4 separate regions of the Mus musculus genome follow, and all the other regions are linked to region 3. The links are chromatin loops, found by intact Hi-C in ENCODE. Cell type or tissue: left cerebral cortex. All regions are shown on one strand. Each heading gives the region's core, and the rest is flanking DNA. Links, peaks and the distances in the headings are about the cores only. Region 1 overlaps Clmp (CXADR-like membrane protein). Region 2 overlaps Clmp (CXADR-like membrane protein). Region 3 holds the start of Clmp (CXADR-like membrane protein). Region 4 has its middle 30 kb from the start of Gm39319.

What was found. A loop is a pair of places that touch in the nucleus more often than their neighbours do. Peaks named below come from ENCODE experiments on the same cell type or tissue, not always from the same donor. Only the 100,000 strongest peaks of a DNase experiment are listed, where the experiment ranks them.
Region 1: a loop joins it to region 3, with 2.8 times the contacts of the local background. A loop is called at or near these places in 4 of 42 quality-filtered maps.
Region 2: a loop joins it to region 3, with 2.2 times the contacts of the local background. A loop is called at or near these places in 3 of 42 quality-filtered maps.
Region 4: it touches region 3 in a loop (2.9-fold over the local background); 8 of 42 quality-filtered maps call a loop at or near these places.

The regions. Positions count from the first base shown.
Region 1 is chr9:40,747,228-40,753,264 of GRCm38, reverse strand. All of the region lies in intron 1 of Clmp (CXADR-like membrane protein), which reads right to left. Among named protein-coding and RNA genes, the nearest start is that of Hspa8, 51 kb to the left of the region's middle. In left cerebral cortex, for the core only: CTCF peaks have their summits at 1,315, 2,816 (motif pointing right) and 3,689; a DNase peak (open chromatin) is centred at 2,827.
Region 2 is chr9:40,734,438-40,740,474 of GRCm38, reverse strand. The region is part of intron 1 of Clmp (CXADR-like membrane protein); the gene reads right to left. Among named protein-coding and RNA genes, the nearest start is that of Clmp, 51 kb to the right of the region's middle. In left cerebral cortex, for the core only: no CTCF peak of the experiment used is centred there; a DNase peak (open chromatin) is centred at 3,165.
Region 3 is chr9:40,682,750-40,688,786 of GRCm38, reverse strand. It overlaps Clmp (CXADR-like membrane protein), which reads right to left and starts at 2,768. Exons shown (of 7, transcript NM_133733.5): 1 at 2,428-2,768. The coding sequence starts at 2,452. In left cerebral cortex, for the core only: no CTCF peak of the experiment used is centred there; DNase peaks (open chromatin) are centred at 1,074, 2,187 and 2,793; H3K4me3 peaks cover 2,027 bases; H3K27ac peaks cover 1,638 bases.
Region 4 is chr9:40,633,747-40,639,783 of GRCm38, reverse strand. No RefSeq gene overlaps it. Among named protein-coding and RNA genes, the nearest start is that of Gm39319, 30 kb to the left of the region's middle. In left cerebral cortex, for the core only: a CTCF peak has its summit at 3,552 (motif pointing left); DNase peaks (open chromatin) are centred at 1,191, 3,547 and 4,963; H3K4me3 peaks cover 819 bases; H3K27ac peaks cover 634 bases.

The DNA.
Region 1 (6,037 bases), core at 493-5,492, 65 kb before region 3:
TTATGTGATTTAATGTGGCTGCCCACATTAAGAACTTCCAGTGTTCTCTTTACTTACCAAGTGCAGATGGCACTAGGAATACAAAGACGTGGGCCTCATGTCCCCTATGGCCCTCAGACAGCTGATGGTTAATGATACCTTCAATTTTTTTTTTTTTTTTGGTTTTTCGAGACAGGATTTCTCTGTATAGCTCTGGCTGTCCTGGAACTCACTTTGTAGACCAGGCTGGCCTTGAACTCAGAAATCTGCCTGCCTCTGCCTCCTGAGTGCTGGGATTAAAGGCATGCGCCACCACGCCTGGCTACCTTCAATTACTTTAACAGTTAACTAACTCAGCTCCTTCCAAAGCCTCGTCCCAAGTGAGGCCAGTGACTACAGAGTGAACTGATGCTATCCGTTCTGTTTAGCAAAAACTGAAGCCATGTGGTTTATAGGAAGCACCATGGAGATAGCTCCCGTCTGGTCACCCTCCCCGCACCCCAGTACAGTGGGAAACAGATCATTTCTATTAACTATGTATGCACCAAGCTAGGTAGACAAGTTAATCTCATTGGGCACTCTGGAGGTAGATACATAATTGTCTTGCCAGCTGGGAGTCTGAGCCAAACAGAAAGAGAACTTTGATAGAGATATGTTGGGAGTTACATCCAGACACAAGTACAGGGTCGGAACCTGGAATCAAATAAGAGTTTAATGGACCACTGGTTGATATGACTGTGAATTTAAGCGCAAGGCTGCACTCCTGGCAGTATGATGTTGCAGACACAGGAGTGACAGCCCACTGCATTTTATAGGAGCCAAGCCGTTACATTAAGCACAGCTATGTGCAGTGCTAGGCATTAAAAGCTGGATGAGGCTTTGATGGAAAAAACAATAGAAATTTGCTGTCAGAGGATTGTAAGCAGGAAGTGATGAAGTTGGAGAGTCATGTCTAAAGTACAGTTAGCACAATTATAGGTGAAAGTCAGCAGGACAGAATACTACAGGGCAGTCTAACATCTGTCTTCCCAAATATTTAAAAGATGGCAAAAGAGCCAGGCTTGGAGGCCCAGGCCTGTAATCCCAGTGACAAGGGGAGCTGAAGTAGGAAGCTCACACTGTCAAGGTTTGCTTGGACTAATAGTGTGACCACAAGACCAGCAAGTTACTGGGCAATTCAGTGAAATTCCATGTCAAAATAAAGAGTGAAAAGATGGCTGAGGCTAGACCTCAGTTGTAGGTCCCTTGGACAGCATGCATAATCCTTCAACCCAGAGGGGAAAACATTTACAAAATGACAATGAACAGGACTTCTTGTGTGGGAAGGCAGGGGGCAGCACCGGATGTGTCTGAAGGGCTCCTCATGGCTTTTGTGTCAATCAGTGTGTGACTTGCTGACCTGTCTGTAGCTCACCTTACATCCTGGCTCCAGATCAGAGAGAGAGAGATGAGTGACTTTGGTGAAAAGCCTGCAACCTCAGCTGAGTGAACATCCCCGCCCCCCACTTTACGGTGCTGCCAGCCCATGACCAGAGTTAAATGAGACTCTTGTGAGTTCTTAGCCTCCAAACTTATTGCGGCGTCAGGGTTCATGGATGTCCACGAGCAAAGCAGCTAAATGAACCTTATAAGTTCAATGGCACATTATCCGATGCTACATTTCACCGGCACCTCCTCTGGACCAGTACCTATGGGTACCAATTTTTTTTTTAACCATACTCAACATGATTTTCTATGTCTATGTGTGCAAGGGGGAGGGGTATGTGTACCTGTGGTATTCATGGGTTTGAGTGGATGTGGAAGTGGAAAATCAACCCTTTTTCTTTTTCCCCCAGTGTCTCTCACTGGCCCGGAACTCACCCAGTAGGCTAGATTGGCAGTTTAATAACCCTGAGGTACCTGCCTGTTTCTACCTCTCCAGCCCTGGAATTACAAGAGTGTGTATGCCATTGTACCCAGCTTTGTTGGTTTGTGTTTTTCATGACTGCTAGGGACTGAACTCAGATCCTCACATTTGAATGGCAAGCACTTTATCCACTGAGCCATCTCTTCGGCCCCATCATGATCTTTTAAAATAAAAACTTGATGTGCCATTTATATTTGTGAATTCTTCATATGGGAAAAAGGGCTTCTTTAGATTAAAAAAAAAAAAAAAACCAAAAAAACCAGTCACCTCATTGGCCAGTTGGGGATTGTTCTTTGGGGCAGGATTATAGCCCTATGGCCTAAGTGATTCAACCATAAAATGATACATTGGGAGATCTCCAGCATCTTCCCGTATGTATCACAGATAACGGAATGAATCATGTGGTTCCCTTTTAAGAGACATTAACAATATCTGGGGCTCATTTGTCGGTGTTGCGGGGCTTTTGTTTTGCAGTGCTGGGGAACGAACCCAGGGCCTGGCACATGCTGAGCAAGCACTGTGCCACTGAGCTACACCCAGAGTCTGCAGGTAATATGTTGATAGACTTGTTAGCAGTGCTGCCTGACAGCAGAACGAGCTGCGGAATTCAGGAAAGTTCTCATCCACCTAGGGTTAGTCAGAGGCTGCAAAGGGGAGCCTCCTACGTTAACATTAAACTGAATGTTCAAAGCATTTGCCATTATGAAGAATATATACTCAGCAAATTTATGCCATGAAGAGTATAAAGTACAGAAAAACACGTACTCTTGCATGCTGGTGTGTTTCGTCACCATTCTGAGCTCTTACGGTTTACACTAAGGGTCTAGTTTTGTTTCCTTGTGTCCTTCACTTTCCCAGTGTTCTTGGAAAGACTGGAAAGGAACTTATCTATAGGGTTACAGTGCTCCTTTCTGCTCTGTAGATGTTTTAATCCACAAGGGGGCAGAATTCACTCAGGGAGAATTAACAAATAGCCAACCTTGGTTTCTCCTAACAAAGCTCATAACTGACAAAGAATTATAGACTCTCCTGGGCTTAGGCTTGATCAGCACTTTGCTGCATGTGGTGTCTTGTGTTAAAACTGCACACACTTAATTCCCAAGGGCCCATGCAACAAATGAAAACCTTAGGAAATAGCAGGGCTTTCAGAGGAAATTTATCCAGGAAATGGGAATTAGCAGTGTTTTAATAACTTTAAAATAAAAAAAGAAATTGTGTTTTTGTGTGTTTTGTCTGTAAGTATGTATCACATGTATCTATCACATGCTCACTTGGAGGCCGTAGAAGAGGGTGCTGGGTCCCCTGGAACTAGAGTTAAGGCATTTGCAAGTCACAGTGTGGGTGCTGGGAACCAAAGCTATGTCCTCCGTACGAGCGAGCAGCCAGTGCTCGTAGACTGAGCTATATCCCCAGCCCCTGGTTTTAATGAATTTTAACATCTCAAGATTAATATTTCACTCTCTGTAACTAAAACAGATGTTTGCTTTGTTTGTCTAAGACCAAAAATATTTATTTTAATTGCAGAATATATTATAAGAAAAAAACAAAACAAAACAAGTTACTCAGTAGATGTGACATAAAAACAAAAAGGGAAAAGACTAAAACCTGTCCCAAGCCAGATGGATGGCAGTGGCACAAGCCAATCCCTGCATTGGGGACACAGAGGCAGAGACAGATCTCTGTGAGTTCAAGGACAGCCTGGTCTACAGAGTGAGTCCCAGGACAGTAAGGGCTACACAGAGAAACCCTGTGTCTCAACACCAAACAAACAACAACAATAAAACCCACAACTTGTGCCAGAGCCACATGCATGTAGTGCCTACATTTGGAAGGTAGGGGTAAGAGGATTGCTTAGAGTAAAGGTAAACTTTTCCAACCAAACCAAACCAACCAACTAACCAACCAACCAACCAACCAACAAAAGACCAAAGCATTGGCTGGAGAACTGGCTTATCAGTTAAGAACAGTTGCTGCTCAGTTATGACAATCAACATTTGGGTCCCAGCATCCACATCAGGTGCTCACCAGCACCTATAACTTCAGCTTCAAGAGAACTCTTCTGATCTTCCCAAGCACACACACACACACACACACACACACACACACACACACACATTAAATATAATTAAAAGCCAAAGAACAAAGCACAACAGAAATCTGCCCTGATGCTGAGAGGTCAGTTAAAGGCCCCAGGCACTTTCAGCCTTGAAGTTTAGATTCTGTTCTAGGCCAAGAATCTACCCTATCTATAAAATCATGGAAGATGATGGTTATTTGGATTCTAGAACCTTAAACAAGAGCAGGCGTGTGGAAGGTCATCTAAGTCACTGTCATGGATTCAGGCCATGAATCAAGGTAGTCTGCCAAGACGTGTCAGACATACTCTGATTATAGCTGAGAATATGAATCACAGGGAGACAGTCCTGAGATCGTGACAGTGGTGTGGAACACCACCTTTTTATTATTGTATATCACACACTCGGGGATACCGACCGATACCACATTTCCTTAGACAAATACCAAATCCCCTGTTTCTGTGAGTGCCACAAAGCAGCAAGGACTCTGACAACATAGCTGCCATCCAAAGCGGAGTGACAGGAGCACATCATTGTTCACAAATCGAAGTGGCACTCTTGTTGTGTTAGGCACTGTCAAGGGTGGAGGATTCCCTTTTGTCTATGAAAAGACCACAGCCTGACAGAGAAACACACAGACACCAAATCACACACACTGTGCAATGACCATATTTGAGGGCCGGTAGTTCTCTAAGAACTCAGAGGGGGAACATCAAAAACAGGGTTGGGTCTACTTTGGCCTTTGAATTGGTTGACATTCTAGCAGCTGTAAATGACAAGGGATGGCATGCTGTAAGCTGTGATTAACAGTCAGACCGCTTGGTATACCTAAGTCACCAAGCCGACCGTAGCACAGGCACATGAGACCCTTCATCCTGACATGTTGTCAGAGTGTGGCAGTGGGGAGGAGGAAGATGACTGGCACGCATGCTTCGCCACTGCAGACTGGAAGCTGGCCGGCTATCTAGGAATTAGCTTTTTTGTTGTTTGTTTGGCCTCGCACTCAGGCATTCTTTCTGCCTTAGCCTTTCAAGGGCTGGGGTTTCTAGTGTGTGGCACCACACACTAGAGGTTTTATCCTCATTTCTCAAAAAATAACGACCAAAGGAAGGGTATCACCCTGCCCATAAAGACCAGGCCACTCAGAAACACAGCAACGCTTGAGATTTTCCTTCATCCTGTGTGTGTGTGTGTGTGTGTGTATGTGTGTGTATTCCGGCTCACATATGCAGGAACACATACATGCACATCCCTGTCCTCTGTGTGCATGCCTATGTCAACCCACAGACCAGGGAGGCTTTGCCTTTGACTATGAATGACACTTACAGAGATCCAGATCTTACCCTGGCTTATTTCCTCAGCATATCTATTTACAGCCTCGGTCTCATTCCAAATGTTAAGGCACTTTCATATCTAAATCTTTTATTACTGTCGGAGGAGATCTGAACAGAAGCGGGAATTCAAAAAAAAACACTTACTGGGAGTGACAGTGGATATAGTTAGGGACCCATGACAATGAGGGACTGAAGGGATGTCAATGGCTGAAATCCACATCCATATGAAAGCTTCGATTGAGTGTCTGAGTGTCTGTCTATCTTTCTTATTTTACCTTCTTATCAAAGCTGGTAAAACGGAAGGTGACTGCTTTGAACTTCACCCCTTCTCCTTCCTCAGTCACTTTCTTTCTTTTTTTTTTTTTCAGACCGTCTCAGCAGAGGAGGATTTGTAAGGGAAGTGGGTTCTGGAACTTTCCTTCTTCCAGTCACTCCTGTGACCCACACCCAAGTGACTCAAAGGACTGCATCATGCTGTCTGCTGTCTGCTGTCTTTACTCATGGTTTTCCTCACATGATCTAACTGTGAGTCCTGAGCTTGTCTTGCTAATTTGTCTTCTCAGTTCCATCCGAGCTAAAAACCAACATGGCCTGACCTCCCTTCCTGCACACCCGGGCATGGGGCAGAAGAGTATCGAAGGACAAGACGTCATCCGCACGAAAATCACCCGTGTGCTTTATCATCCACGATGAGTGTCCCCCAGTCCAGCTTCTGAGTAGCATCCCTTAAAAGGGTTTGAATG
Region 2 (6,037 bases), core at 413-5,412, 52 kb before region 3:
GTAAAACCCTGCCTCCAAGTGGGAATGGGGGCTGGAGAGATGCTCAGTGATTAAGAGCACTGGCTGCTCTTCCAGAGGACCTGGGTTTGATTCCCAGCACCTATATGGTATTTCAGAACTGCCTGTAACTCCGATTTTAGGAGATCGGACTCTTGGCAGCACCAAGTACACAAATGATACACAGATAAAGATGCAGGTAGAATATCTATACACATATATAAAAAATAAAGTAAACACTTTGGTGGAGAAGCTGGCAAAGCAGTGTCCAACTTAACAACCTCTGGTGGCCACACAACTGTGTGCAGGGCCCAAGGGAGGCTCCTGAGACTTTGTTCTCAGCTACTTGGTCCTGGGCCAGGTTGGGCGTCACAAAGACATAGTTCTATCTACAGCCATGCTGCTGTTATACCCCATCACCACCACCTCTTCCTCCTCGTCTTCCTGTTCATCCTCCTCCTCATCTTCATTTCTTTCTCCTTTTTAAATTTTTTAAAAAGACAGGTTATCTCTACAGAGGCCTGGATAGAACTCACAGTAATCCACCTGCTTCTGTCTTCCAAGTACCAGGGTTAAATTTGTGTGCTACCAACCCTGGCTTTATCTCACCTTCCTGAGCTGGAAAGTCTCTTCTGATTAAGCCTTTTCCAGAAAAACCATGATTTCTTCTTCTCGCATTTCTCTATAATACTCTGTAGATACACTGCCCCTCCACTTTCCCCTTCTCTTCCCTTTTCTGTTGAGACAGGCTCAGGCTGGCTTTGAACTCCTGCTCCTCCTTTCTCCACCCTCCATCTTCTAAACCCATTTCCCATTTTCTTTCTCCAAGTCAGACAGTAAGCTCCCCAGGCAGGGGCGTTTCTCACGTGCACCCCACACAACATTTGCATCAACAGGCATCCCATGAATATAAGCTGACCTGATTAATTTTCAGAGGGACATGCGAATGGCTGGGAGAGTTCATTTAAATTTAAAAGCATTAGTTATTTTATTCACTTATCACTTCATGAATTAATTAAATATCAACTTTCTATTCTTGAGGTAGGTTATGAATAGCAAAGAAAACAGATCTAGTCTCTTCTCTTATAAAGCTTATAATTGAAGAAGACACCTAGGAATAAAAGAAAAAATACTTAATTACAAGTATTTAATTATACTCAATAGGATAGATTAAGTATAATCAAATACTAGCTATGAAAATGTGACAAATTTTCTATGGGAAAGATGTAGGAAGTTATGAATATATAATTCTATCTCTGAATACAGTGATTTTTTTTCCCATGCTGAGGATCAAAATCAGGGCTTGACACATGTTGGTTATACATGCTGGACAGACACACCCTTCTTGTATGAGATCTTTACACTGTCCCACTTTGAGAATAATCATTGCTTTTCCACCGTGATGAGTAAGCCTCACCACATAGGGGAGAGAGAAGTAATGGACAGGTGTTCTCTTCAACCTTTAGACATAGAGCTCAAATTGCCAGTAGCAGAGAAGCCAATTCTATTTTCTTTTAACTTATTTTTACTTTATTATTTTATGTGTGGGGCTATATTGCTTGTGTATGTGTGTGTATAGTGCATACAAGGCTTACTGAGGTCAGAAAAGGGTACTGGATCCCCTGGAACTGGAATTAGAGATGTTGCTAGCTGCCATGTGGGTGCGGGAAATCGAACCTGGATCCTCTGGAAGTGCAGCAAGTGCTTTTAACCAGTGAGCCAACCTCTCTAGCCCAAGAAACGCATTCTGTGGTCTTTAAGAAACTAGAAGACTGTGAGCCTTTCTCAACACATTTCAGTCACTGTCATTCTAAGCCTAAAGCCAAAGATACCAGACATAGGAAAAAGACCAATGTCCCTCAGGCACATAGGAACAAAGAAAAAACAATATGATCTGTTCATGCAACCAACACTGATGACGATGCTCGGGTCACGTGAGCTTCATAAACTTGCTGCATCCAATTCCCAAAAGAAAACAATAAAACCTGATCACTGTAATCCCCTACATTTGTAGACGAAAGAAGAAAAGCTACAACTCCCCAGAAACCAAGAAAGTGTTTAACAGCCAGGCGCGGTGGCACACATTTTTAATCTCAGCACTTGGGAAGTAGATGACTAATTTCAGTGAGTTTGAGACCAGCATGGGTTACATAGCGAGTTCCTGGCAGCCTTGTCTTATTTTTAATAAAAGAAAGAAAGAAAAAGCATCTAACAAATGCAACACATGTGCATCATGTTTACAAACTTTTAAGGGGTCCGAGTGAGGCTCAAAGGTTAAGAGCCACCTTAACCTCTTCTGCAGAGGACCCCAGTTTGGTTCCCAGCACCCACACTGAGTGACTCAAAATCACCTGGAACTCTAACTCCATGAGATCCAACACCCTCTTCTGAACTTCAAGGGCCCCGCCCTGCACTCAGGAACACGTACCAGCACAGGCATGCAGATAACATCATTTAAGAAATTACCAATAAACCAAGAAAGGGGTCGGATTTAAAAACAAACAAACAAGCAATAAAATAGGCAGTAAAAAGAGAAAAGAAAAAAAATAAATTTAATAATTGTCCATATGAAACTAAATCATAAAGATTTGACCTTTTAAAAACACCAAATCTTAAGGTGTACAGAAACAGCAAGATTGCTTTTGCTCATGTAATGTCCATGCTGATGGCTAGCTTTATGAAGCACCTGTTAAAACTGCCAGGGATATTATTTAATCCTTACAACAACCCTATGAGATAGGTAAACTTTATTCCCATTTTACAGATGATAATACTAAGGCTTAGAGGAGTCAATGGCTAAGTACATGTAGCTGGATGGTATAACCTGCATTTGAATACAAGATCTGCTATTTGGAGATCAGATCCCTAGCTGCTCAATATTACTTGTTATCCAGTCAGGTTACCTTATCAACTAGATAGCGGAACCTAATGGTAAGGTTCAAGCTGGGGCTTGAACCCAGGTTTCTTCCTGTCAATGCTGTCTTTGCTTTTAGAAGACACTACTTTCCCATTGAATCCTCCTACCTCTTCCTTTTAACTGAACACTCCTTTTTCTTTCTTGGAAGTTCCAGCCCCGAAATACTAGAGGAATAAATATAACTTACAGCGCCAAGGACTGAATTTCATCTCCTGCTGGGTTTAGCATTCGAAACCGCTAAGCCACAGGGAAGCCTGCCCACTCTGAGAAAAGAACATTCAAAAGCAGACTGAGAGTAATTCTCCCTTCCTAGGAATGTAGATGGTGCAAAAGACTAACCATTAGAGAGAAGAGGAGGTGGGACGAGGGGTGGAGCCGAGAGACTACAAGAACTTCACTTCATGGCTCTCTCTTTTCCCTTCCCTTCCCTTCCCTTCCCTTCCCTTCCCTTCCCTTCCCTTCCCTTCCCTTCCCTTCCCTTCCCTTCCCTTCCCTTCCCTTCCCTTCCCTTCCCTTCCCTTCCCTTCCCTTCCCTTCCCTTCCCTTCCCTTCCCTTCCCTTCCCTTCCCTTCCCTTCCCTTCCCTTCCCTTCCCTTCCCTTCCCTTCCCTTCCCTTCCCTTCCCTTCCCTTCCCTTCCCTTCCCTTCCCTTCCCTTCCCTTCCCTTCCCTTCCCTTCCCTTCCCTTCCCTTCCCTTCCCTTCCCTCCCCCCACCCCTCTCTCTCTCTCTCCCTCTCTCTGGAACAAGAGTCTCTGGGCTCTGAGCGGGAGATTCCAGGTGGACGTAAATGTCCCACAAGGCTTTGAGATGATCCATCTTCTTGTGGACCAGGACCAGTTTCCAACATCTTTACTGCACCAGAGACTTTTCTAACTCCCTGAGAAGTGGCCCCCTGGAAACCAAGACTCCAGAGTTCTGCCCTGCTCTCTGGTCAGGGTTTGACAAAATCAGAAGCAAAATTCTTATTCATCCAAGTGGTGTGAATTAAAGAGAAAAATGGAGGCTGGAGAAAATCACTCAGCTGGTAAAGCCCTTGCCTTGTTAAGCACAGGACCTGAGTTTCCGCCTCCAAACGCATGTGAAATAGCAGGAAGTGGTGGTATCTACTGTAAACCCATAAGGGCTGGGAGTGTAAAACAGGTGAATCCCTGGCATTCACTGGCCAGTCAGCCTAACTGGTGAGTTCCAGTCCAGTGGGAGACTCTACCTCAAACAAACAAAAATCCATACTGGCACTTGAGGAATAGCACCCAAGACCTCCAAGCCTCCATAGACACGTGTGGACACCTGTACAAATATGACGTGTGTGTGTGTGTGTGTGTGTGTGTGTGTGTGTGTGTGTGTGTGTGTGTGTGTGTGTGTAGACAGAAACAGAGAGACATAGACATAGAGAGGAGGTGGTGGGGAGGACAGAGACAGAGAGGAAAATGGTATTGACAAGTCAAGAGGGAGAATAAAAGTCTCTTCTGCTTGTTTTGTTATGTGGGCTGACATCTCTTAAGTGTTGGGGAGAATAGCACCTTGATAACACCCCAAGCTAGCTGCACCATTTCTATTTCCTGCATAAGGCAGATGGTGTAGGACGAGCATTCTGGAACAAGGAGTCTAGATCAAGGAAGGAGCTGTTGAAAAGGGAAGGGGACTAGTCTAAGACCTCAGTGGAAGCTGTTTCTAAACATTGTCAGGGTACACAGGGTAAGCAGTGGGGGGAAAGATTTGTTTTCCTTTCCCAGATGAATGTCAAAAATCTGCATTCCTCCAGAGTACTGTTGGAGTGATCATTTCCTTCTCTGGAAGAACTTCACCTCCAAGGTAAAAGGTATAGAAAGTTAACTTTCCCCTGTGAATTATATATAGAGAAATATTTCCCAGAAGCCACAATGGTTCAAAAAAAATATGGGAAAGAGTATTTTGAGTCTTACAGGTAGTTTTGAATCCTTCTTGGTTTTTAATTTTATGTGTGTGAGGTTAGGAGCAGCAGGGCATGGTGGGATACACTATAACCCTAGCCCTTAGAAGGTACCATTGAGATGATCAGGAAGCCAAGGTCACTTTTCCCTACATAGTGAGTTCAAGGTTACCCTGGACTACATGACAGCATGTCTCAACACACACATGAATACATGTACACACACATAAACATTAAAAAGAAATCAAAACAATTAGAAAACCCAGTGTAACACCAGTGGTCACCTGAGCTGACTGGAGTCAAACTGAAGTCCTCCCTGCCATTTACTAAGATCCTTCACTGACCTAAGCTTATTGTAATATGTGCGAATGAGCATTAGTATGGCTGTCATCAGATTAACTATAATAAATGTGAACTAGCCAGTATCTCCAGAGCTCCCAGGGACTAAACCACCAACCAAAGAGCACACATGGTGGGACTCATGGCTCCAGCTGCATATGCAGCAGAGGATGGCCTAGTCAGACATCAATGGGAGGAGAGGCCCTTGGTCCTGTGAAGGTTCTATGCCCCAGTGTGGGGGAATGCCTGTGCCAGAAAGCGGGAGTGGGTAGGTTGGTGAGCAGGGGGAGGGAGCAGGGGGTATGTATGGGTAGGGTGTTTTTCAGAGGGGGAATCAGGAAAGGGGATAACATTGGAAATGTAAATAAAGAAAATATCCAATGGGAAAAAAGATTAACTATAATAGCTCTTGTTTGAAGCACAAAGCATTGTCCCCATAGAAAAGAGATGCTTCTTGACTTATAATAGGGCTATCTTCTGACAAATTATCACATTAAATGAAAAGATCAGAAATTTCTAGTGCCTTCATATTTAACCCATAAAACACCAGAACTTAGAAACATCGTGGGCTGGAGAGAGAACAAGGGTAGTTTGTCCTCACAGTCAGGTGGCTGACTGCGATGGGGGCTCCCTGCAACAGCTCAGAGTCATGAGAAAGGACAGGTCATCTTGTTTTGCAGCCCTGGGGAAAGAACAGGACCAAAGTAGGATGTCAACTGAGTGCATGTTACTTTTGCTCCATCGTCAGGTCAACACACAAACAAACAAACAAAGAAACAACCCTAAATCGATCCATTGTACACCTTAGCTATTCTACCAAGGAGTGGGAAGAGACAAGAGGGCACGTGCCTACAACCTCAGCTTTTAGGAGGTGA
Region 3 (6,037 bases), core at 519-5,518:
TCTCTGACTTGAATAGTTGAAGCAACTTAGACCCAGGACATCACAGACTTGAATCTGCTAATAGCCAGCTGAGGTAAAAGCTTAAGAGGAGGTGTGGAGGGAGGTTCAGTGATGTGAATTCACGGCCAGTCATTCTTTCTCTCCTCCCAGTCTTTAGTTGTGAGAGTGCCCAAGAAAGCAAGCATGTGGGGAATTAATCCAGCTGCTTACTTTCCTTATCAAGGAAGTGATTACACCTAGCAAGCACTTAATGAAGAAGAAACAAGGGCTGGAGAGATAGCTCACTTGTTGCTCTTTGCAGAGGACTGGGCTCGGTTCCTTGCACACATCCATACCTCCAAACTACAAACCATTCATAACTCCATTTTTTGGAGGATCTGATGCCCTCCTTAGCCTCCAGGAGCTTCAGGCACATGCACGGTACACATATACACAAGCAGGCAAAACACTCACACATGGAAAGTAAGTACATCTAAAAGTGGAATTAAAAAGCAAATAAAGAAGAAACAGTGAATAAGTATGTCCTCTGATCTCTGCCTCAGTCAGACCCTTTCTCATAAACTGAGAGAATGGCTGCCATCAAGGGTCACATCCAGGCCTACCTACCAGCTGACTCCAACCACTTGAACTAAAGTCACTGTTCATTTTTCATGGCACACCATGTGCAGTCTACCTTCAAATCCCACATCTGTTCATCGTGAGCTTGTGGCTTTGTTGAAGTTACCTGACTTCTGTACACCTTGCTTTCTTCATGTGCAATATGAGTTTAGGCCTACCGGGTATCCAGTAGGGCTGACTCGAAGAGCAGAGGCGTTAATGAACTCATTCACATGAAAGTACTCAGTATAAAAAGGACTCAGAGGCTAGTTGGCTCCAATAAGGTAGTTCTGAGTTTGATTCTACTACACATCTGAGTATTGGTAGCTTAGAGGTGCCTCTGGGAGGCTGACAAAGGTGCCATCTAGCTATGCCAGTTGTGCTGCAACAATTGGCCAATATCTCAAAGAGCTTGGAAAAGAGCCCCTCCCCTTCTCTCCTTGGGCTGTAGCTCTCTCTCTCTCTTTCTATGCCTTAGCAGCTATCAGCCTGGGGGCGGCACACGGGCATGCCAACCAATGTGTAAGTTTTCAGCGACTGTCTACAAGCTGTAGTCACTATGCCAAGTGGCTTTTCAATTCTCCTTCACCTCTGCTGGTTTTTCTGGGTTCCAGCCTCCATCTAATTCATGGAGATACTGGCTCTCAGGCCTGGAAATGCCCGAAAAACGGTCTCATTTTTGGGGGGGGGGGAGCTAAGCAAACAAAGCTCTACATAGGGAGCTGCCCAGAGTCACCTGGCCAGTCAGTTCGGGATCCGCTGGTTACTTCTCTGCCAGCCTCAGGGGGCAACCACGCCTACCCTACTCTGAATGCCTGCTAACTTTGGGGTTTGACTCCAGGTGGACAAGAGCCCTGCTTCTTCACACACACACTTGGACTTTGTTCAGTTGTCTTGCTGCCTTCCAAGGGCCTGGTCCCTCACAGGTTCACAAACCTCCTCCAGCTCTTTCCATGTACCCCTTCTGTGCCCTGGCCCACAAAGCTGCCAGGTCCAGCCCAGGAATGTCAGCCAGCCTGTGTCTTAGGGCACCCCTCCACACCCCCATCCCAGCCTCAGGAGACCCGCCTGGTCCTAAATGAGGACCACCCAGAAGGGCTCTTTCTGCCCCGGAGCCAGGTTCAGGAGGGGCAGAATATGCTTTTCCCTCTGTTGCCTCCTTTGCTGCATTGGTTTCAAGGACTCCAGGCTCCCTTCTCTCAGGCTTGTCTTCACATTCCTGTCCTCCGTTCTCTCTGCTTCTCTGGCTCTTTCTTTCTCTCCTTCCCTGGGTCGCGTTCAGCCTGCATCTTCTGGGGTCACCTGGCTTTTTGGTGCTTCTTTCACCCTGCCCTGTTTCCCTCTATACCCTTCTCTTCTTCCTTCTCTCCTCCCTCTCCCTCCCTCTTCCCCTTCAACACATCTGTTTCTAATCTGAGCGCTCAGAGGCGCCTGTTTGAAACAAAAAGCTCCCCCCACCCTCAAAACCTGGCACAGAAAACCCTGGATGAACCTTCCCTCCCCAGCTCTCCACTTTCCCCTGGTACTCCTGAAACCAAACCACGCGCTTGAAAAGTACCCTCTCCACGAAACGGTTCTCCGCCAAACTCCACCAGGAAACGCCCCCACCCCGTAGCTGGCTGGAGGGCCCAGATGTGTGAGACATTTCGATGGCCGACTGGGCGGTCCTCGGCTGCCAGATGCGCCCCTCGGTGGCGCGGAGGCAGAGACCGAGTGGTTGCCGCACTCCGGGACTGCGGGGACCACGGTGCTGAGGGCGGGTCTCCACCCAAACGCAGGGTGGCGTTTCCCCAGGGCCATCCAAACTCCCGCCCTCCCCAAGGCACTCACCTAGCCAGAGGAAGAAGAGGGACATCCCGATCTCCGGACACGGGCACTTCCCGGCTCAGCGCAGCCTGGCTGCAGGGCGACCGAGCCCAGCCGACGGACCTTCTGTGAGCAGGGCGCGGCGCCTCGGGGTGCGCGCGGGGGGCTGCAGCCATGTGCGGGCGCTGGCCCCGCGCCCGGGTCCCCTGCGCGCTGCGCTCCGGGGGCACCGAGGGCTTCTAGCCCTGGCTCCACCAGCTCGCGCCGGGACGGGGGCCGGGCCCAGGGTTAGGGAGGAGAAGGCGAGGCGGCAAGGAGCTACCGCTTCGTGGAACACTTTTCCCTGTTTGGAAAGAAAACCGACTGGAGAAAGAGGAAAAAAAATGAGCTGGAACCACACGGCTGCCTCCTACCGCAGCCCCTCCCTCCATCCCTCCCCTCGCCCTCCCTTCTCTTCGCTCCCGCCCTCCCTCTCTGCGTTTGGGGTTAGCTGCTGGGGCTGCTTTACCTCCCACCCGGGAGGGAGGGCCGCGGCCCGGGGTGATCGAGGGGGGCGCTCGGTGCCAACTGATGCGGTGCAGGAGAGAATCCGCAGCACTTGGGCCAAGAACCGGTGGATGCGGCCTTTTCAATTCTGTCTTTTTTCTCCTTGATCTCTCTAATCTCTCTGCTCTTTTGTATATTTTTGTCTCTCACAATGCTTTATGCCTCTCTCTCTCTCTCTCTCTCTCTCTCTCTCTCTCTCTCTCTCTCTCTCTCTCCTCCCCCTCCCGAGGATGACTGGGGTGGTGGTAGACAGGGTCGCACTCTGTAGCTCTTTGTTGGTCTGGAAGTCTATGTAGACTAGGCTGGTCTCGAACTCACATAGATATACCTAGTGCTGAGCGCATCACTACACCAGATCTTGTTCCCTTTCTTGCTCTTGTCTCCTCCTTTCTTCCTCTCTCTTCTTGTTTCCCCCAGCCTCTTATTTCTCTTCTCCTTCCAGGTCTGGTTAGGTCGGTATGAAATCACTAGGGGCACCATATAAATAGTTTGTGCAGTACTGGGTTATTAAAACAGTTCTTCAGGCTTCCTTGTTTGGACCCTTTGCGGCTCACATGTGGCCTTTGCATTTGCTATTCATAGTCAAGTGCTGTTAAATCCGCATAGAGCTGAGCCTGCCACTCTCCTAGAGAAGTGGGAATCCAGAGTTCAAGGAAACAGTGATGCCTTAAGCTGAGGCGGGAGGATAGTCAGGAGTTCACATCCACCCTGGGCTATTTAGTGAGTTCCATGACAGCCCGAGCTAAGTGTAACCAGCCTTGCAGGGATAAAGAAGTTAGCGCTAGACACTTGCATCCTTCAGCCTGTCCATCAGACTATTAAAATAATGAATCCCAATAAGCTGGACTCCCCCCCCCCCCGCCCCCAATCTCATGTTGGGAGAAGGAAGAGTCTAATGCCTGGGTCAGCCAGAGAGAAAACTTTTTCCTTGAAAAGAATTTACAATTTGTCAGACCAACTTACTAGAGAGACAGAAGCAGGTGATGGGCAGACCACTTCCTGATTGGGAATCTGTTAGATATGAACTTGGGTTCTACTTAAGCCTTAGTCCAGAACACAGAAGATGGATTGGGGCAGCGGGCCACTGTATCTCTCTCCCTCTTCTCAACGAGGCTGATGAGATTGAATAAATCTCCTTTTTCTGTCCCACGAACACTGCATTGGAGGTGGGCAGAGGGCAAGAGACTGGTGGGCCCCCAGAGGAGAGCCTGGAGCCAGTCGCCCTTGGTGCTTAACCTCCTGTGAGGAAGGACCAGAGAAGAGAAGAGCAGCAGGGGCTGCTCAGGGCTCAAGGGCTCGGAGCTCGTCCTGGCACCTTTCCTGGCACTGCAGAAAAGATCAGTCCTTTGTAGTCCCAGCCTATGGATGTCCCTGGAGGACTGGCTGGGGCTGCTGCCACTCACCTTTAGTCCCACCACCTAGACTGGGGGCTGGGGCCAGAGCCTAATCATAACTCATATGAGCAATTAACAGTCCCCTCAGAGGCTGGCAGGCTGCCCCCCTCCAGCTCCTTTCTGGCTCTCTTAGCCCCTTAGGACTGGCATAGGCCTTCCCAGTTGTACTGAAAGTCAGTCCCATTTCACAGGCGAGAAAAGCAGAGTCTAGGAGAGACTGCACCTCTTACATCGCACCAAAGTGTTGTCAAAAGCCTGAGTTGTTGGGGTTTTAGCATATTAGCTCCAACCCTTCCCCTCCCCCATATTCTTTTCCTTCCCCACATTCTGTCCTGAGAATCCAACCCAGACTCCATGCATGGGCATTCTTATTCTGTTTTAGAGGGAAGGAAACTATCTCTTAGGAGGGTGAAATGTCCTGCTCCAGCTCAGAAATATTAAAATATCTTTCTAAAAACCAAGCATTTAAAAACACTATATTTATATTATAAAATATTTAAAAGCTTTCTTTCGTTCTGGAGTAAATGTGTGTGTGTGTATGCTTGTGTGTTTGTGTGTGTATATGTTCTATATGTGTATGTGCATGTATGTATGTGAGCATGTATGTTTGTGTGTGTAGGTGTTGTGTAGGTGCATGAGTGTATATACGTGTGTGTGTGTGTTCTGCATGTGAATGTGTGAGTACATGTTGAGATGTATGTTTGTGTGTGTATGAGTGTATTTTTGTGTGTGTATATGTTGTATTTGTATGTGTGAGTGTGTGTTTATGTGTATGTGTGTATAAGTGTGTGTGTTTGTGTGTATATGTATGTATATATGTGTGTGTGAGTATGTGTATATGTGTGTTTGTGTATGTATATATGTACATATATATGTGTGCATGTGTGTATATGTGTGTATGTGTGCCTGTGTGTATGTGAGTGTGTGTATGTGTGTATATATGTGTGTGTGAGAGAGTATGTGTATATATGTGTATGTGTTATGTGTAGGAGTGATTGTGTATGTATATGCATGTGTGTGATTGTATGTGTGTGTTTGTGGTGTGTGTGTGTGTGGGGGGGTGTTTGAGGAAGAGTCTGACAGGATAGCCCTATTTTGCCTGGAACTCACAATGTAGTTTAGGCTGGCCTTAAGTTCATAGAGAGCCTCCTGCATCTGCCTCCAGAGTGCTAAGAATAAAGGTGTGTGTGTGTGGCACCATAGGCAAATTTTCCATTTGTAATCACTTATCTAATAGGGTATATCCACAACTATGTTGAAAAATGAATTCTTCGTAAAGGCTGAGGGAGTAGGAAGGAGACTAAAGGAAAGATACTCTTTTGATATTTCTAATCCACAGCTTAAAAAAAAATGCTTGACATCTTTTCAGACACACCAAAAAGTAGGAACAACAGGACAAAAGCCTCAGGATGCCCTCTCCTTGGCTTCCCCTCGTCGTCCCTTCTTAGGAGAGGTGTGGTTTGATTCTGTACGGTTCTAAAGCATGGCTTCTACCACACTGCTATCTTTCTCACTATTGCTGCTCTGGCTGGAGAGATGTGTGCCTGAAGACAGACGTGTGTAAGTGCAGCTGACGTGTGCCTAGGTCCATATCACCCAAGCTGAGGCTATCAAGACTCCCTGGATCCCAGATTGTTAATCACTAACCCAGGTCCTTAGGTCACGCTGAGATTAACACTCACTCTCCACAAGTC
Region 4 (6,037 bases), core at 481-5,480, 49 kb after region 3:
GAGATTATCTATGCATACCAGAAGGGTGCTGTGGGACTTGTCACGAGACTTCCTATGCCGTGAAGATGAGGTCACACGTGGCGAGGGGAGAGTGTAGTCAGTTGCAGGCCTACTGTGTAAGCTCCAGGACCTTGGTGCAGTGGTGTGAATCTGTAATTCCAGGGTTGGGTGGATCCCTGAGGAGAGGCCAGCTGGAGAATCAGTGAAGGACTTTATATCAAAAACAAAACCAACCAACCAACCAAAGAAGACAGGAAACAACTGAGGAAAACATCCAATGTCAATCTCCAGCATTTCCTAGTTCCACCGAGCAAAGTTCACTGTGGAAAGCCCTCCCCCAGTTCTCTTCCATTCTTTATAGTTTACATACTATGCTCTGGGCTTTAAAGCACTTCTGCCTGGAAGTAACTTGGGTCAAATAACCCTGTTTCTTCAGTAGTCGGGCTTCAATAATGAGTTCTATTATTTGATTTTTTTCAAATTAATTAATTAATTAATTAATTTTTTGAGACAGGGTTTCTCTGTATAGCCCTGGCTGTCCTTGAACTCACTTTGTAGACCAGGCTGGTCTCGAACTCAGAAATCTGCCTGCCTCTGCCTCCCAAGTGCTGGGATCAAAGGCAAGCGCCACCACCGCCTGGCCAAGCATGAGTTCTAAATGTATTTTTTCCAGTTCCTGTGGTTTGTGTGTTCAAGTACCCATCAAGTCCCTATGTTTAAACTCTCACTCCCAAAGTGATGGCATTAGGAAGTGGGTGTCCTTAGGTGGTCTTAGCTGGTGAGATTGTGGGTGTGTGTACAGTGTGAACCCTCTCTATGCCTGATGAAGATACAAAGAGATCGCTAAGGAATGAGTCCTCACCAGACCCTGGAGCCACTGACACTCAGTCTCCTATGCCACCCATCCCCCCACTAGAAGAAATAAAGCTGTGTCACTTGAGTCTAAAGGTCTCCCTACAGCAGCCCCAGCGGCCTAAGACCTATGATTACAGCTCATCTGCTGTGGTGGCTCTCCAGTCCTCCCTGGGATGAAATCTTTCACTTTCATTGTCTCTAAGCCTCTAGGGAATTGAAGGGTATCAGATTGGTGGGAATGAAATCCATAGCCCGGGGGCAGCGGGGTCCCGCAGGCCTTGACCCTCTGCGGCACTTAGACTAGGCGGAGATTTCCCCTCCCCCACCTGCCTCCCGATCCCCGCCGAGAGGCAGTTTTTGATTCTGTCCTTGCCTGTGGCACAGAACTGGAGAGAGCAGCACTGGAGACCGTGCCCCTGGCTCCCCCTCTGCTAATAAATGTTTGATTGATTCTAAATGAGCTGTCACTATGCCTTGGAGTGAGAATCAAAAGCAGTGTCATCCGCGGACTGTAAAGTGACAGTCACGTGACCAGGCTGCCGCTCCGACAACAGCAGGGAGGAAGATGATTTAATTATGGGGAGGGTGAAAAGACGGAGGGGATGGCTTCTGGGAGGGGGAGGGGTTTCTGATCTGTCTCAGGGACCAGCTTTGTTCTGCTTTTTGACAACCTTTCACTTTTTTTTTTTAAATAAAACCTTCTTATTATGCTTTTAAAAACAGCACTGGTTTTGTGTCTCTGGTTCTCTTGGGAAAGAGTGACAAGGTGTGACCATCTGTCATCTATAGAAGCCTGAGTCCTGAGGAGCTTGGGACAATTCTCCAAGCAGGGAGTATTTCAGTGGGTTTTTTTATTTTTATTTTTATTTTTTTTTTAGTTTGTGTGTGTGTATGTGTGTGTGTGTCTGTGAGAGCACGTGTGTGCATGTGTGTACATTCACACAGAGGCCCGAGGTTAACCTCTGGTTCTGCTCATTGAGAACCACCCATCCTGTTTTATGAAACAGCTCTCTCACTGGGACCAGGGGCTCATTCAGGCTGGGTGGCTCGTAAGCTCCAGGGGTTTACCTGGCCATGACTCCCCAGTACTGAGATGAGAGGGGCAGGTCACCGTGCCTAGTTTTTTAAGTGCTGGGGACCAAGCTTAGTCTTTATGCCTCTGTAAAGGAGCTTTACCAGCTGAGCCACGCCCCCCAGTCCTATTTTGACTTTGCTTCTGATGGTTGTCTCAGGTTGCAGGTGAGAGATGCAGTCTCTGGAAGGCAGCACCAGAGACTGGCTACCTTCTTGGGATTCTCTGTAGATGCTTTTCATTCTCCATTCCTGAGGCCTTGGAGCAATTAGCTGCTTAAATTCCGTTAGCCTCATCTGAAAAAAACGATGCGACAGCTACCCACCCACCCACAGGTTTGGATACATGTGCTGCCAGCTGCTGCTGTATCCATAACTCCTCTGACAGCTGCCTGCTAGCTTTTATGATCATGAACCAATGTGGGGGCAAGGCCTCTGGAGACTGGAGAGGTGGCTCAGTGGTTAAAAGCATTTGATGCTCTTCTGGAAGACCCTAGTAGTATTTCCAGCACCAACGTGGCAGCTCACAACCTTTGTGACTCCATTTCCAGAGAGTCTGATGTCCTACTAGGACCAACATGGGCATTGCTAGGCAAGCACATGATACACATATGGACATGTAGGTAAAACACCCACACTCATAAAGAAATCTAAACACACACAACACACATGCATACATGCACATGAGCACACACCCATGTATTTAAAGATGGGTCAGCTTCCCCACACCCTGGGCAAAGGGCTTCTAAGTTGGAAGCCATATGGCAATAGCCATCTTGCCCCTGTTGATGATTCTAACAGTATTTGCAACACTAAATGTTACATATTATCAACCATATGTCCATTACTGCCGGAAGAAACAAAGGAGATAAAAAGGATTAAGGTTTCATATTATTACCAAAAAAAACAAAACAAAACAAAACAAAACAAAGGGTGGGGGTAGAGGAGTGCTACTTCAGCTGTACATGGCTTCTGGGGAGAAATGAAGGGCAGTGTGCTTTTGTTCCTGAAGGCTGGTCAGGGGATGAGAACGGCACGAGGTCTCATTAATACAAGCAGCTGGGGGCAAGGAAACATTCTGGAATGTTCCAGATGTGCTCCGGGAAGCAGTTATGTGTGGAAGTTTCAGGTCTGGGGCAAGAAAAAAAAAAGTCCCAGTTCAGATCCCTCAGCATATTTGTCCTGGGGTCATAGTCTGGCTCCATCGTTAACTTCTTTGTTTCTTCAGTGAAGATTTTCAAATTTTGATTTCGCACCCCCTCCCATTCCACACTTTTTTTTTTTTTTTTTGATACAGAGTCCAGGATAGTTCAAGCGGGCTTCCAGCTGCATGGGATCCTGTGCCTCCTGTCCTGGGATTATAGGCACACACTAACTACCCTGTTGTCTAGTGAACACTAGGAATGACTTATAACAAGCTACTGTGGGTTCCAGAAGTCATAATATATGCAGAAATTGTTGCTTGCTTTTCCTCCTGGTGTACCTTCTAGAGGTGAGCAGGTAAGTTTTTGAGTGTGAGCATCCTGGGAATAAGGACTTCATCTTTGCCTTCTGCTAAATTTTTTCTATCACCCACAGCCTGTAGAGTGGACCCAGCAGGGTGGCAAGCGATTCTGACACCACCTGGTGGACATACATGGAACTGCAGAGTCATAGCTCCAACAGTGCATTCTGGAACATTCTTTGCGGTGAAAGATTGTTTTTTTGTTTGTTTGTTTGTTTTGTTTTGTTTTGTTTTGTTTTTTCAAGTCAGGGTTTCTCTGTGGAGCCCTGGCTGTCCTGGAACTCACTCTGTAGACCAGGCTGGCCTCGAAGTCTTTCCACTTCTTGTTCTGACAAAAGAATTATGTTTATTGAAACTCATAGAGAATTTGTCAGTCATATCCAACATCTATCTATGATGTGAATGACCAAAGCCAACCAAATTGAAAAGCTCACCTTGACTCTTAAGACGGGCTCTGTTTCTCAAGTCAGCACACTCACGTTCACACTACTCCCGTGCAGGAACTATAACACCTGAGCCTCACTGACTGTGGTAAGTGAGACTCTATGACTTCACCTTGTGCTCTCTGAAGCACTCCTCAGCTGCAGGGCCGGACCCCAGCGCCCCCCAGGGAAACCAGATGAATCCAGAGAACAGAGCTCACATTTACAACTCAAAGTAACTTCAGCCTCGATTTGTCCTTCCTCTTTTTTCCCCTTTAAGCCGGTTCACCTTATTTTTCATAGATCTGTGGACTGTGCCTCGTTGGGGTTGAATCTACTGTTTTCCTGTAGAGCAGGAAAAGAACAAAAGTTTTCTTTTTGGGCCCTAAGGCCAAGCATGGTGGAAAGTTCCTTTAATCCCATCACTCGAGAGGTGGATTTCTGAGTTCAAGGCCAGCTTGGTCTACATATCTGTTCCAGGTCAGCAAGGACTCTAGAGAGAGACTCTGCCTCAAAAAACCAAAACCAAACCAAACCAAAACCACAACAAACAAACAAACAAACAATTTTCTTCAGATACCAAAGGATACAAGTTCCAAATATGCATGCCCATGTAAGTGGATCTTCAAGCCCTACCAGCCTGAATGCGCCAATCCTAGAAGCTAAACATGTTCTGCCCTGGCTAGTACTTGGATGTTAGGAGTCACAAGAGATTTTCCCTTCACTGCCTTTTGACTTCCAGAACTGTTGAAGGAATGGGTTTGGGCTGATGGAGCTGGAGTGGGCTAAGTTGTGGAAATGGCCAGTTGCTGTGAGACGCTGGAGTTGGTGATTCACGAAGTGAAGTGATGCCTTGTGGCTCTGATTCCTGCTCCCTGGACAGAGAAGCCCCCATTCACCCCTGACCTCCACTGCTATTCATCTAGGAAGGAGATGGGCTGGGTTGTCAAATTCCCATGCATCAGAGATATTGAAGAGGGCTTTGTGGGAGGGAGTTCTTACAGACAAATTTGGTGTTGCTGAAACATTTTTGGAACTGTTAAAAACGATGTTTGTATGACTTCAGACAGACTTTTAAATGGCAGCATGAAACATCTGCTTCTGTGGCAGAATGGTTCTTGTGGGTTTTTCTAATCAGGAAAAAAATTAGAAGCTGCCTCATGAATGCCCTGACTCAGCTCTGTGAGTCTCGTCTCCCTTCACTGTGTGACTGTGTCTATTGCTTTTAACATCCCGAAAATCGACAGGGCGTCTTTCACGTAGTGGGTCTCAGCATGAATGGAATCTGGTAAGACTGTGGTATCAGCAGTTCCTCCTGCAACCCTGCTGCCAGGTCAGGGTCTATCTTCTTAAAGTTTCTACTGCTATGATAAACACCATGGCCAAAAGCAATCTGAAGAATAAAGTCTGTGGGAGGGGTGGGGCAGGACAGGACGTCTATATGCTGGCTGTCCCAGAACTCTGTAGACCAGGCTGGCCTCAAACTCACGGAGATCTGCCTGCTTCTGCCTCCAAAGTCCTGGGATTAAAGATGTGTGCACCATTTCTGCTTTACGTTGTGCCTTGTAATCCATCATCCAGGAAAGTCAGGACAGGAACTCAAGGCAGAAACCTGGAGGCAGGAGCTGCTGGGGAGGCCATGGAGGAATGTTGCTTACTGGCTTTCTCTTGTGGCTTACTCAGTCTGCTTTCTTATAGAACCCAGGACCTGGGGGTGGCATTCCCCATAGTAAGTTGGGCCCTAAAAAACAAAACCAAAAACAAACCACCCCATAGGCTTCCCATAGGACAAGCTAGAGGAAGCATTTTATCAACTGAGGTTCTTTCCTCTCAAATGACTCCATCTTGTGTGAAATTGATATAAAACTACCCAGCTTAGAGACCTCCTTCCTGGCCTAGAAATTGGTCTCCTTCTTAGAGGTTTCAAGTTAGAACCCCAACTGTCTGGAACACCAGAGATTTACCATGTGTGGTGGAAGCTGTATCATGAAAAGAGAAACTTGGTCAAAACCAGCCCAAGTCATCATTTGTACTCATCAGCATAGACTATACAAAGTAATGGGTTTTATTCCTACACTTTCATCCATGAGTATAGTGTGCTTTGGTCATTTTCACCTGTATTAGGTACTTTTCTGTCGCTATGGTAAAAGTCCACCCTCAGGGAAACTTATAGAGGAGTTTATTT